Regions from separate parts of the Homo sapiens genome. Here regions 2 and 3 are each linked to region 1. A link is an interaction called in ENCODE POLR2A ChIA-PET data of the cell type or tissue named here. Cell type or tissue: GM12878. All regions are shown on one strand. Links, peaks and the distances in the headings refer to the core of each region. The heading gives the core; the rest is flanking DNA.

What was found. ChIA-PET counts read pairs that join two places held together with the same protein. Peaks named below come from ENCODE experiments on the same cell type or tissue, not always from the same donor. Only the 100,000 strongest peaks of a DNase experiment are listed, where the experiment ranks them.
Region 2: POLR2A ChIA-PET joins it to region 1 with 5 read pairs; 2 of 35 experiments call an interaction of 5 or more read pairs at or near these places.
Region 3: POLR2A ChIA-PET joins it to region 1 with 9 read pairs; 3 of 35 experiments call an interaction of 5 or more read pairs at or near these places.

Annotation. Positions count from the first base shown.
Region 1 is chr1:58,101,722-58,107,712 of GRCh38, reverse strand. It overlaps a transcript of DAB1 not described here. Among named protein-coding and RNA genes, the nearest start is that of DAB1-AS1, 240 kb to the right of the region's middle. In GM12878, for the core only: no CTCF peak of the experiment used is centred there; a DNase peak (open chromatin) is centred at 2,532.
Region 2 is chr1:58,163,031-58,167,030 of GRCh38, reverse strand. It overlaps a transcript of DAB1 not described here. Among named protein-coding and RNA genes, the nearest start is that of DAB1-AS1, 300 kb to the right of the region's middle. In GM12878, for the core only: a CTCF peak has its summit at 3,869 (motif pointing right); a DNase peak (open chromatin) is centred at 1,778.
Region 3 is chr1:58,157,498-58,161,497 of GRCh38, reverse strand. It overlaps a transcript of DAB1 not described here. Among named protein-coding and RNA genes, the nearest start is that of DAB1-AS1, 300 kb to the right of the region's middle. In GM12878, for the core only: a CTCF peak has its summit at 2,235; no DNase peak of the experiment used is centred there.

The DNA.
Region 1 (5,991 bases), core at 990-4,989:
CCCGGGAGGCAGAGGTTGCAGTGAGCTGAGATTGCACCACTGCACTTCAGCATGGGTGACAAGAGCAAAACTCCATCTCAAAAACAAAACAAAAACAAAAACAAAAACAGAAAAAAAACATGCTAGCTTCCCTTTGGCCTGGCCAAAGGCTCTTCAGGTTTCTTTCTGGCTGTTCTGTGAAACCCTCCCTGGCACCCTGACTGCTAGGTTAGATTACTTTTTTTAGATTTTTTTTTTTTTTTTGGAGATGGAGTCTTGCTGTCACCCAGGTTGGAGTGCAGTGGCACGATCTCTGCTCACTGCAAACTCCGCCTCCTGGATTCAAGCGATTCTCCTGCTTCAGCCTCCCGAGTAGCGGGGATTACAGGTGCCCACCACCACGCCCAGCTACTTTTTTTTTTTTTTTTTTGTATTTTTAGTAGAGGGGGGTTTCATCATGTTAGCCAAGCTGATCTCAAACTCCTGAACTTGTGATCCACCTACCTCAGCCTCCCAAAGTGCTGGGATAACAGACGTGAGCCACTGCACCCGGCCCTTTTTATAGACTTTTACTGCATCCCATATCTCTATGTCCTAGCACTTATCACACTATATTGAAATTATCTGGCTATTTTTCTGGGTTTTTTTTTACTAGCTATTAAGCTCCAGGAGGCTGGGACTATGTTATTAACACCCTTTAATCTTCAGGGCCCAGCATAATGCCCAGCACATAGTAGATGTAGATGCTCAATAAATGCTTTAGAAGGAGGGAAAGAAAGAAAAAATAAAGGAAACAAGGAAGGAAGGAAGGAAAGGAGGAGGAAGGAAGGAGGGAGAGAGGAAGGGAAGGAGAAAGGGAAGGAGGAAGGAGGGAGGGAGGGAGGGAGGGATGAAGGAGGGAGGGAGGGAAGGCAATTTATTTCAGCTGGGCCCTAAACAGTGATGGAAGGCACAGAATATAGATTCAGCTCTATAGAGAAAAGAATTCATAAGACTTAGGTGGAGTCATGGTCTCAGTAAGATGGCTTAGTTCAAGGCTGGCCTCTCTCCTGGAAGACATCTACAACGTATGAGAAGGAGCACGGGATCCAAGTCATAAAGCCACAATTTCAGTGTTGCAACCCTATCGCTGAAAGCTCCCTGGGGTTGGCAAGTCACTTCATTTTCTGGGTCTTCAGTGTCTGATTTTAAAAATGGAGCTAATCATATCTACTCCAAATACTTTTATTGGGATTAAATAGGAAACCACTGGACAGGCACAAAGGCTCATGCCTGTATTTCCAACACTTTGGAAGGCTGAGGTAGGAGGATCCCTTGAGCCCAAGAGTTCAAGACCAGCCTGGGCAACATAATGAGACCCTGTCTCTACCAAAAACTTTTTTAAAAATTAGCTGGGTGTGGTGGTGTGTGTGCATGTAGTCCTAGATACTTCAGAGGCTGAGGCAGGAGGATTACCCGAATCCAGGAACTTGAGTCTGCAGTGAGCCATGATCCTACCACTGCACTCCAGCCTGGGCAACAGAGCGAGACTCAGTTTCTATGAAAGAGAGAGAGAAAGAGGAAGAAAGGAAAGAAAGAAAGAAAGAAAAGAAAGAAAGAGAAAGAAAAGAAGGAAGAAAGAAAAGGAAGGAAGGAAGGAAGGAAGGAAGGAAAACAAAAAACAAAAAACCAAAACAACAACACTATATTTTAAAATGTGTTGGAAAATTCTTTGCAAAGATATGTTCTTTGCCAGAACATAAGCTCCTTGAGGGATTTAACGTGAGCCATTTCTGTATTCCCAGTGCCAGGCCCATCATAAATGCTAAATGAAGTTTTGTTGAATAAATGAATGAATAAATAAGAGGATGACTGAATGGAGAGGAAAAGTGCTGGTTACGTGAACTAAGCAAATGGCAGAGAGGCTCAGAATTGCCTTTTTGGAGTGAGTTGCTTATACATGTTTCTCTTTCCTGCTGCATGGATAGTTTCTTGAAGTGGGGGGACTTTTTCTTACTTTCCTCATTATTCCTAAGTGCCTTGCACAGCCTTAGTCAGCATTTGATGAAACACTTAGGAATTTGAAGTGAATTTGTGCAACATTTTATAGTTTCCCAGTGGGTTGAAGCAGGTATGTATCATCATCGACATTTCATAAATGAGGAACCTGAAGTACAGAGATGTTTTGATGAACTCCTCATGTTTGCATCGATAGTAGGGGGCCAATTCAAGACTAGAACCCAAGTCTTCTCATTCTTAATCCAGTGCTTTTTCCCACCAGCCTCTTTGTTTGCTGGCGTCTCTCGTCAGCAGTATTTCTGATATGAAATGATGCATGCGGGCACCCAGCACATGGGGGCCCTAAAGCAATGGCAGCCCTTGTATTTATGGGCAATAAAGAGCTCCAGCAAGGAAGGTCCTTCTAATGGGTGCCGATGAGTGTTTACAGATGGGGTCTTGCTTTTAACTGAACAAGACCTAATTTTAAAATGCATTCAATTATTCTTAAGCCCAGAAGGCATTTAGAAATGACTGTTGCTAACCACCAAAACGAGGAACTGTTCTGTGACCTTTAGACTCTGCCTTCTTCAGCAGCCATCTTTTGCAGGGCTTGATCTCACATGGGAGTGCCAAAGCACAAAATTTATGGAGTCCTCAGAGTTTTTGTGGTCGCAAATCACAAGACTTTATCAAACAGAAAGGGAAGTTTGCCTTAGAGGGTGAGAACATACTTTTCAGACATAGCGATGGGAATACAAACAGGCCAATTCAATTTCTTTTGGGGTCATGGTTTGTAGCTTTATTGAATGTGCGACATTCCCTTTTTGAAAGTCCATAGGATGTTTTCACTTCAGAGAATAATTTCCACATCCCATTCGACACCAAGAAATGGGTAATTATTATATCACTTGGTGATTATTTATCACAGTTTGAATGAAAATAAATTGCTTCAAAGTGAAATCACATTACATGGTTACCTGTCTGCCCTATTAATTTTTCATTTAATTTTCTTTATTTTAATGTGCATACAAATGTTTGTGAGCTATCTCATCTGTCTCCCTCATAATTCCCTCCAATGGATTTAAATATGTTAAGAGAAATTAAATAAATAGGTTAAAGGAAGGCTCGGGATTTGGGAAATGGGGGTTTAGCTGAGAGTGGTAATTTGTTTCTGAACCGGCTGTCTCACTTCCTGTGGAACAGAAGCACACTGGAAAATTTAAAAAAATTGGGGAAAACACATGTATATTCCTACCATAGACCAGCTAGTTAGGGTACAAGTGTTGATTACTATATTTTCTGGATCCAGCAGTATCCACAGTGCCCACACTGGCAGTTTTCACCAGTGATTTCATTTCCACTAATAAAATCCACAGAACAGCACCGCTTTTCTCTCACCCTAAGAGTATGAAATCAGTCTTCCCTGAGCCTCCCCATTTCCACCTTAATCCTCCAAAGTCTGAAAATCTAGTTGAAAGGACTTGTCCAATTCAGTTTGATAAATACTAATTGAGGGTCCACTGTGTGCTAGAGGTTGGGATTTGGAAGTCCTTTCCCTCGGGGCTTCACCACCCGGTGGGGAGGCTTCTCTGGTGCATTTCCCTCTCTGTGCCTGGCACACTGCTATATGTATGTGATGAAACAGGGACAGGTTTCTTAGCAGCTGTTGGAGAATCCTTCTTAGAAATAGGTCCTCTTTATTGGGAATATCTTCTAGAAAAAGACTTCTTGGAGCAGAAGCTGATTCTTCAAAGGATCTGAAGGTGGGAACTGCTGACCTGGGATGTGAGGAGGGGTTTGTTGTTGCCCTTGAGTGGGAGGAAAAGTGAAAGGGTGAAGGAGTCAAGACATGACCTCCACGAAGAAAATGTACAAGCAAGTTACTAGGACTCAATTTGACAAGGAATGGAGTCATTGGAGGAATGGACAAAAAGACTGGCCCAAGGAAGAACAGAGACAGGGTGGAAGTTTGGGAGCATGAGGCAGGGCCCAAACTTGAGCAATGCAAGTAAGGCACTAATCTCCAGGGCAAAACTTAAGGGGATACTAACACCCAGTCATCAAGGTAAGTTAATACTCAATGCAATATTGTAAAAAATCAAAATTAAAGTCAGCAGTGTCAGAATGAACGCATTATCAAAAATGGAAATGGTGACAAGATCAGTAACAGTGCAGTATGGAGCCATACTGGAGCCTGAGGCAAAGAAAATCAGTCAGTCATACTGGTTCCTGTCTTTATTTAAATATTTAAACATTTAAATTTTGTTTTCAGTAGACTTCATTGAACCACAACCATGCCCATTCATTTTATTAATATGGGTATGGGTAGCCTTCGTGCTACGAAGACAAAGGTTGAGTAGTTGCAACAGAGTATATGGCCCACAAAACCTAGACTGTTTACACCCAGGCCCTTTACGGAGAAAGTTTTCCACCCTGTGTACTAGATAATCACTGGGATCCTCTCTGGTTCTGATACTTGCAAATTGTGTTTTCAGTTTTTTTATAGTAAGTTACTTTTGATGCAAGATGGGCTGTAGCCTTTGATGGTATTTTATTTTATGCTTTGTAAACATTTCATTTTGTATTAAAGTACATAAACTTTAATAGAGGTGCATTACCACGTATCGGGTGCCGCAGGAAGTCTTGGATGATAGCTTGGTACATGCATCCCTGTCTCTCCTCTCCCCTCCTGAACTGTGAGCTGGCATATAGTAGGCAGGGGTCCAGAATGGTGGACACCCCATAAGATCCAAACAGTTCTATCCAGTGAAGTACCCACCCTCAAATGGCAGTAGAGCCTCTTGGAAAAACACAGACAGACCCTCTGTTCCTGAAGGTAAGCCCTGTCCCTTGCCTTTATCTACTGCCAATTTTTGCATTTTCCTGAGGTTACTGTAAAATTCTACTCTGCATAATGTTGTCCCACTTTATTGGAAATGCTAGCTTCAGACAATGTGAAAATGATTGGTCGAGAGGCTTTGAATGATACTTACCAAGCTTTTCAGTACATTTTTTATCACATAGCATATATTCTAATTCATTAAATTCATTAAAAGAAAAAGGTGGGTGAGAATATGGGCAGCTTCCTATTCCCATTGTTATTTACAAAGCAGGTTTTTATTGTTCCAGTAAGAAAAAAATATTTTGGCAAGATGACATCTCTACTTTCTCTGGAAAAGTCCTCTTAAGGAATGCTATCATCTAAGATCTTGATATAAAAATAGCATTTGACCATCTCTGGATTAGAAAATATGGATTCAGGAGAAACCACCTCATCAGAGTTGGTTCCAGGACCATGGGGTAAGCAACAGGTTGGTTCTTGGTGTCTCCATTCCAGCAACCAGTTTCACTCTGAAGCTGCTTCCCCTCTAGAGAACTAAGTGCTCTCCGGGGTACAGCTTGATCACACTCTCTTTCTCCCACTTTATCTTCTCATTTCCCTCCTTTCCTCTCCCCATCAGACTACCTTTTCCTAGGTCCTATTCAACAGGACAGGAATGCATACTGTGCACCCATTGAGGGAGGCGGGACAGAGTTGTGGGTCAAAAGCGAGGGCCTTGGAGCCCAATAACTAGGTTTGATTCCAGGCTCCAAACCTGACTATCGGTGTAGCCTTGGAGAAGTGACTTAACCTTTCTGTGCCCCAATATTCTCATCTCTGAATTGGGCATTGAATAAGTTAATACATGAAAAGCACTCAGAAGAGCATGTGTCAAATGGTAAGCACCGAGTTAATACCTGCTACTGCTGTGTAGAAGGGCCTGTGGCAAGCATGATGGGGAGGTGTGTGTAGATGTCACAGCTGGAATGAACCTCAGGAATCTGATGGCCCAGGACCTGCAAACCTGGATCCTGGAGGAACCAACTCTCAGTCACTGTGGTGTGGAGAGGGAGGACTGCTGGTGGGACCTTAGGCCTTCAACTCCCCTTTCAGATGTGCTTTGTGTTTACTCTTCTGTTTGGGATCTGTTAGGGAGAAATGCTTTTACAGTTTAAACCAAAGTTTAGTTAATTGACCTATCTATATCCACT
Region 2 (4,000 bases), core at 1-4,000, 60 kb before region 1:
CATACCTATATTCCTAGCACTTTTAGGAGGCCAAGGTGCGTGGATTTCTTGAGGCCAGAAGTTCGAGACCAGCCTGGTCAACATGGTGAAACCCCATCTCTACTAAAAGCACAAAAATTAGCCAGCCCATGGTGGTGCACAACTGTAATTCCAGCTACTCTCGAGGCTGAGGCATGAGAATCACTTGAACCTGGGGGGCGGAGGTTGCAGTGATGATGTCACTACACTCCAGCCTGGGTGACAGAGCAAGACCCTGTCTCAAATTAAAAAAAAAAAAAAACGAACAAACAAAAACAACAACAAAAAATGTTAAACATGAGTTTACCATATAACCCAGCAACTCTACTCACAGATATCATGAAAACATGATTTGCCTATATGAAAACATATAGGAAAACATGTGTCCCTGAAAGACTTGTTTGGGAATGCACGTGGCAGCATTATTGATAGTATCCAAGGAAGTGGAAACACTTCAAATGTTCACGTAGTGGTGAAAGGATATACAAATATAGTATACCCAGGCAGTGGAATAAAATGTAATGAAATACTAATAATACTGAAATGTTGATGAACCTCAAAAATATTATGCTAAATAAGTAAGCCAGATGCAAAACATCACATACAATTCTATTTGTAACAAATATCTGGGAAAACAAGTCTATAGAGACAGAAGGTAGATTAGTGGTTGCCTGGAGCTTAGCGTGGGAACAGGGATTGACTACAAACAGACACAGGCATCTTTTTGGGGTGGCGATAATGTTCTAAAACTAGATTGCAGTGATAGTTGCACGGTTATGTAAATTTACTGAAAATCTTGGAATTGTACACTTAAAACCAGTAAATTTTACAGTGTGTAGATTATATCTCAATAGAGCTTTAAAAATACAAAATCATATCTAGCTTGATGTATAGTCATTGATTAATAAATGTGACTTCTTCTCTTCCTCTTTAAGTACAGAGAGGCAAAATTGCATAGCAATTAAGAATCCAGGCCCTGAAGCTGAACCCTGGTCTTTCCACTTACTTACTAACCATGTGTCCTTAAAAACATTACTTAGTCTCTCTAAGGCTCAGGCTCTTCATGGTGAACTGAAAACAACAACAGCTATCTCATGGAGTTTTACAAAGAATTAAATGAGGCCACACACATAAGATGTGTAGCATACAGTAAGCCCACAATCAATGACAGCAACATAGTCTTCCAGATCCAGGACCTCCTGTCTGCCCATTTCTTATCTTTACAACAGTGGTTAAAACAGAGTTCTCTTTCCTCTTATTCTTCACTGATCCCCAAAACCTCTGCCCACTCTGGGATTTTCTCTACAAAATTTTAGTTGGTTTATAGGTCTATCCTGTGGTCTAGGCTTGGAATACTGCTTAGCATTATCTGAACATGAGTTGCTAGCCACTTATATGAGAGTGTCACTTGGAGGTAGATAAGCAACTTTAATAACACTCAACATGGTAACATGCATGCTCTGTTGTATCTACTTACATATGGGAAGCTCGCCGCCCTTTTGCAGATGTTATCAAGTGGCTTCTAAGGCATTCCTGTCAGGTAGAGGGAGCGAGGACCGAGAAGAGAGCCTCCTTTTGCAGACTGATAAAAGGATGTACAGAGAATCGGGGAGGTTTGCAGGAATTATATGGCAAACAGATGGAGAGAGGTGACTAATGGGAAGGAGGTCCTTGAGGGTTCCTCACACAGTGGGGTCACACTCTCACATCCCTCCGGGCCAGGCACTTGGTGAGTAATCTTGATGTAGAAAACCAGAGCAGGTTCAGTCTGCCTTTCACTTCCCCTCAGTGGAGAGAGTTCTGGGACACATCTGTCTGTCTTTACTTCAAGAAAAAGCAACAGTGTGAATGTGGCGATTAATGTGGTCCTATGGGCATTAGGCAGTGGTCAGGACCTTGGTGAGCTAGGGGGTCCGGGCCCCTTTCAAAAGGAGCATTTGTTAATCAGTCTCATTTTGTTTCCATGTGGAAATGGGGCCTAGAGTGGCCAGAACTATGCTTCCTTTAAAAGTTAGAAAATCAAGTTTTTGTGTGACATTTCCTAATTTTAAAATATTGCTAACATTTTTTTAAATGTTAGCCAAATGAAATACATCTACCAAATAGATATAACCCCAGACCTAACCCCTATTCTAAAGTAATCTTCTGTATTCATTATATATGTTAAGCAGATGCTGAAAGGAGCTCATGAGGATATAGTGGAGGGGATTCTTGCATTTAATAAAGGGTGGGATAGCTTATTATTGAGGACTCTTCCTTTTTGTTTTATTCTATTGTGTTAGAGAACTGGAGGTAGTGTCCAGGCCTAAGGCTGCAGCCACATCCTGGTTGTCCCAACACTCATCTCACTGGTAGCATTTCGTAATGTGTTATCATGTGTGCATGAGAATCACATCAATTTTTCCTTCATTGGCATGCTACATTTTAATAATTGTTCAGATTTCATTTTTTAAAAAAGGATGCTATTATAAGCTATAAAACTCAGAAGGGCTTTGAAAAATCAGAGCCGACTGGAAAAGCCTTTGCATTAAATGCCTGTTCTGAGTGGATGTGCTCATCTATACTTCAGATCAGAGAGATGTTTTTGAAGAAATACCATCAGCTATTTTGATATGTTCTTTGCTGACACATACTCACCACTGATTTCAGTATCTCCCAAGCCAACTTTGCAAAATAGAGAACTTAAGTGGAAATAAAGTTATCTGTATCCACTATTGCTTGGAGATGTGATGTAAAGCCTTAAAAGTGAATATGAGATTTGGAATTTAGAAAAGGAGCTCTTCTGACCTTTGATCACTCATCTTTTTTTTTTTTTTTTTTTTTAAGCTGAGCTCTCTTGAGTTGTTTAGTAGCTTTCATGGGCTAAATCTGTGAAATTCATTACCCTCCCCACACAGTGCATGGCTGATGATGTCTCCACTTAGTTTTGCTTTTTTCACTCATGTTTTTATTTTTAAGCCTAAGGGTTGCCACGTGTTTGCATAGCTCAGCAGTCAGAGTGGACAGAGGTTGTGTTCAAATACTTCAAGCTAGTAAGACTTTCTTGGAACTATGTGTGGGTAGAAAAGCATATTAAAAGTTTGGGTATTTTTCAAAGCTGTTCTGGCTTTGAATTTACACTGTGCTTTTTCTTGTGAGCTATGTGCATGTTCTCAGCCTCAAGATCAGCCAGGAGTGTGTGAACAGCTTATGCCAGATGAGCAGCCTCAGGCAGGAATACGTCTCTGTCAGACCAGTGGAGTTATTGACCCTCACTGCTGGCTGCCTTGGGTCATCACTTCTGCTGAAAATACACTTGAGCATGGGCATCTCCCACCTTTTTGAGCCTGGTGAGTCCACATTTACCTGGCAGAAAAGTTGTGGTCTTTAGGCTCATCCTGCCCTCTTCGAGCTTCCATATGGATTGGGAAGGAGTTCAGTCCCAGGCAAGCAGGCACCAGATTCCCCCTGTTCTGACCCAAAGTTCAGCAGATTTTCAAACATAAATGTTTCTCAGGTCGTTATATGCTGTTGTTCAACTTCCAACTCTGGGATGGTTGATTTTGCTAATTTTGTCCAGCTTTATAGATGTTGTGGAGAGAGAGGATTTGTCTATCTCTTCACTTGGCTATTCCTGGAACTTGTAATAGGTTTTGCTTTGCTTCACGCACTCCTGGCTACTGAGTCTTTCTCTCAAATGTCATTCCCATATCTACCGTCATGTCATTGCTTGCTCTGAGAACCGGACCTGCAATGTTTGTGCCAGTTACTAAGTTATTGGCACTTAGTTACAACGCTATCCTTTTGTTCTTAACTTCGTGATGAAATTTTTATCTTTGTCCACTGGCTCCCTCTTAGGCTCTGCCAGTAGAGGGTGCTAGAGGGAGACTCCATGACTGGATAGGGCCAGGCAGGACTTGCTCCTGGTTTGCTTCCCGGTTTTCGCAGGGCTAACTTAGAATAGGTTTCTCCACTTTGGCATTTTGGACTGAGTCATTCTTTC
Region 3 (4,000 bases), core at 1-4,000, 55 kb before region 1:
CCCAGTGCTTCAGCTGCAATATAGTTTTGTAAAACACTTTGTTCTTCCAAACCTTTGTGATTCCAAATAATCCTGTTCCTGTTGCCTAAAATGCAAAGCCCAAGCTCTTTTCTTCTTCATCTTAAGGCATTCCCAAGTCCTAGAAATAAAAATCGTTTTATTCCACTTCCCAGGCTACTGTATGCATGTGTTCATGAATATGCATTGGGAATGTCTGTTTATAAGGCTTTACTCTCAATTGAACTTGCGCTCTCTAAGGCAAGGATCTTGACTTGTTTATCACAGTGCCAATTAAATACCTGGCATTCAGTAAATGTTATTAAATAAATGAACAAAGGGGAAGACTCCATTCTTTGAGACTCCTTGTGTGTTGTGGTTCTACCTTTGCTGGTGAGAGTCGTTTCTACTTGTGTCCCATCTTCCTGCCTAGGTTATAACATCTTTTCTAGATGGGCAATGGACCCTTATGTATTCCTTACGTTGCATCAGCTTAGAACTGTAATACAGTACAACTACAGCACTTCCTACCTTCTACTGTGGTTAGTTGTGCATGTGACTAGCCCACCTACTAGACTGCATTTTTTTCAAGGCAGGAGCTGCCTTGTTAATTTGCTTCCCATTCTTCAACATATATTAGTGACATAGCAGAAGAAGCACTGGATTGGTATTGGTAGGAGTCTTGGGGCCCAGTATTCCAAACACATGCTTTATTGTAAAGAGGCTTTTTCCTTGAGTCTGGTAACTGTACCCAAAATTGTACCCAAAATTATTTAAAGCCTGTAGGACCCATGTTATAACAAAGTGATACAACTTTTTTTTGTAGCCTATTGGTTTGAATTTAAGAGCAAATGCTGTACTTGGATTGTAAGAGCATGACTGATTTTCAGTGATGTAGTTTGAGATCGTTGGAGGGAAACTTGTTCTGGTGAGGCCCAGCCCGTGTGTATCTGGCTGTTCCCCATAGGAATTGCAACTCAGCCCAAGTTCATGCTATGAAAGGTTGCCTTTTGAATATCAGTTTCATGAAGAGGCTTTCCCTAATTGCCCTCTGTACAGGATTTGCTTTTCTTGAGTGGCATTACTCTATCCTCAGCTCCTCTAACTATGCCAGGTACATGATAGGAGGCCCCAAAATGTTTGTTTCCTTATCCAGAGCAGCCTGCGGTAACAGGGAACTACTCTGCTCTGCTCTTAAACCTGCTGAAACTCTCTGATAGAACTGAGACCGTTCCCCTCCAGGAGAAGTTCCCAGAGCCATTCAGAGACAGACAGACTGGGTGACAGCTCTTACCACCCCTCCTTACCCCCTGGCCTACCTGCAACTGCACCTGCCTAGGGTAGTGGGAACAGTGACCCTGATTCTACCTCAAACCACAGACCCTCTTGTTCCTACCTGCCATTAGGTCTCACAGAGGCTGCAGGTGGCAATATAGCTTACTTTTGTTCATTTGTATTTGAAATGCCTTTTTCTCTTTGGAAGAACTCTTTAAGAAAAAAAAAAGGTATCTTCTTTTATTTCCTCCTTCAGGACTAGGGAATTTGTCTCTAGTAGATAGAAGGGAATTCTCTAAACAGATTGAAATATAGTGGAGCATGGAGACTTGCCTTCTCTCCTTAACTCTAACTTCACCAGCTGTGTTCATGGACAACTGACCTTGGTACCCTGAATCTTAGTGTCCTCAGCTGAGCAATGGGGATATGCATGCCTTTTCTGCTAAACTCACAGTGAGTTAACCTGTGTCTTGCTGGAAAGAATCAGGGTTCTAATAATCAACCTTTACATATAATGTCTTGCAGAAAGCATCAGCCGCCACGTACCTTGGGTGCAACCCAGTTCTCACTTCCTGCAGCTGCTGTCACAGATGGTGATGACCAATGAGAAGACTGATGATCCATAGGCTCTGTTACATTGCAGTAATGTTGAGTGTACAGCGTGGAGAGATTTTACATATGCATGCACTCATATAACCACCATATCAACATATAGAATAGCTCCAGCACCCAAGCAATTTCACTCATGTCCCTCTCAGTTTGTACTTCCAGAGACATCCACAATTCTGACCATCAATTTGTTTTGCCTGTTCTTGGGCCTCATATATAGGAATAACATAGTATGTTCTTTTTGCCTCTAGCTTCTTTCAGTCTGTGGAAATGGATAAACTCGATGGGATTCATTCTATGTTGAACCTGGATTGCAGTTCCTTCTTATCTGTTGACTTGAATGAGTCTTTAGAGGGAGCCAGACACTGTCCTACATGCTGTACATGTATTATCTCACTTAATTCTTAACACTAAGGTAGGGACTTTTCCTTTCATAAATAAGGCTCAGAGAAGTTAAGTAATTTGCCTCAAGTCACAGAGCTATTAAATGTTGAAGACAGAATTCTTGTTCAGTTTGGGTTCCAGAGCTTGAGCTCACTAGCAAGGGCAAGAGCTTGACATGCTTTCAGAATTAGACGAAATCAGATTTGTCTCCAGTTCTATTTTGAAGGTCATGTGATTATTGTGTGGTTATTCACAAAGGGGTCTCTATGGGAACTCGCCTTTCATTTGAATATTCTATCAGAATATTTCCTCTCCCCTGCTTAATCATTAGGGTTTCTCACCCGTGCGTGCTTGTGTGCATGTGTATGTGTGTAGATTCGACTCTCCTTGCCTTGCCTGTGCCTGCATTTGCTTTGGGATCCAGACCTGCATCTTTCTGGCTCTGCAGGAGGCTGCTTTCTCCAGGCCTTGCCTGAAAGATTAAGCTGCTTAACGATGTCTTCCTCCTCCTTCCGGGGTATGATCTTTGATGAAGGAATCAGACAGACCTCTGTCTGACTGTGTGGCTACTTTCCCATTCTCAGCTTGTGGGGGTTTCTAAGGAAACGCGAGCTGCAGTAGATTTTTCTCTCCAGTGTGTGTAGTCTGACTTGCTGTACTCCCACCTTCGAGTCTCACCTTCTTCCCCTGGTGATGGATGACCCCTTGTCTGGGGTGTGAGATTGGAGATAGAGCAGCCTTTGGTAGAGGGTGGGGGACCATCCTGGATGTGGACCGAGAGTTTTAGCTTTGAACAAGCCAGGACTGATACCTAGGCTCACAGGGGTTTTCCCAAAAACTCACCCCAACTTTTCTCTTTTGTAAAATCATCCTTTGAATTTATCTCTGCTCTGTATAGCTTTCCTTCTAAACACAGTATTCATGCCTTTCCCCCCTGGGCTCTGAACTAATCCATTACATTTGGATAAGACATAGACAATGGGTAAATGCCCCCTTGCAGGCTGGAGAATTAAATAGATAATCTGAGCTCTGTTTGGGTCTGTGGCTCAGTGCATAAGGTAATTTGTAAGAGGCTTTGGTCTTCCTTTCTCCATGCAAATGAAGAGAATAAGTAAAGGAAAAAAGGGAAGGTGGGTGAACCTTTTTGAATACTGGCATTAGAGTCACTAGGACAGGCAGAATATAGCTTTTCATTTAACCCCTTGTGGGCTGTTTTCCCTAAGTAACTTTCCTTAATCAGGAAAGATCAGCATTTGCAGTAATTGTGCAATTGATTCCTACCCAGTGCATTAAGTCCCATGTACTATAAATTTGTTCCTTGTTCATCACTGTGTTCCCAGTGCCCATAAGTGTTAGCTCATAATAGGCATTTAATAAATATTCTCAAATGTTTGTAGAGTTGTTCATTAGCAGTATAAAAATTATTTGGGTAGAGAATAGTTGCAATGAAGTAGAAGGATCATGGACTAAAAAGATGATACAGATCATCTCCCCTGGTGATTTCTAAGGCCCTGTCAGATTTGGTTCTGGATTCCAGCAACTCAGTGTTTACCTGGTCCAGATAATTAAGCTCTGAATCGATCACTGCCCTCCACCACAAGTCATTCTCTATGCCTAGAACACCCTCATTTTCAAGCTGTCTCCTTTTCTACAAAGCACTTAAACAAGGCATCGTGGTGCCTGTTCCCATGCCTCTTGGGACCAGCCACCCAAATCCAGTGACTGGAACTCAGTA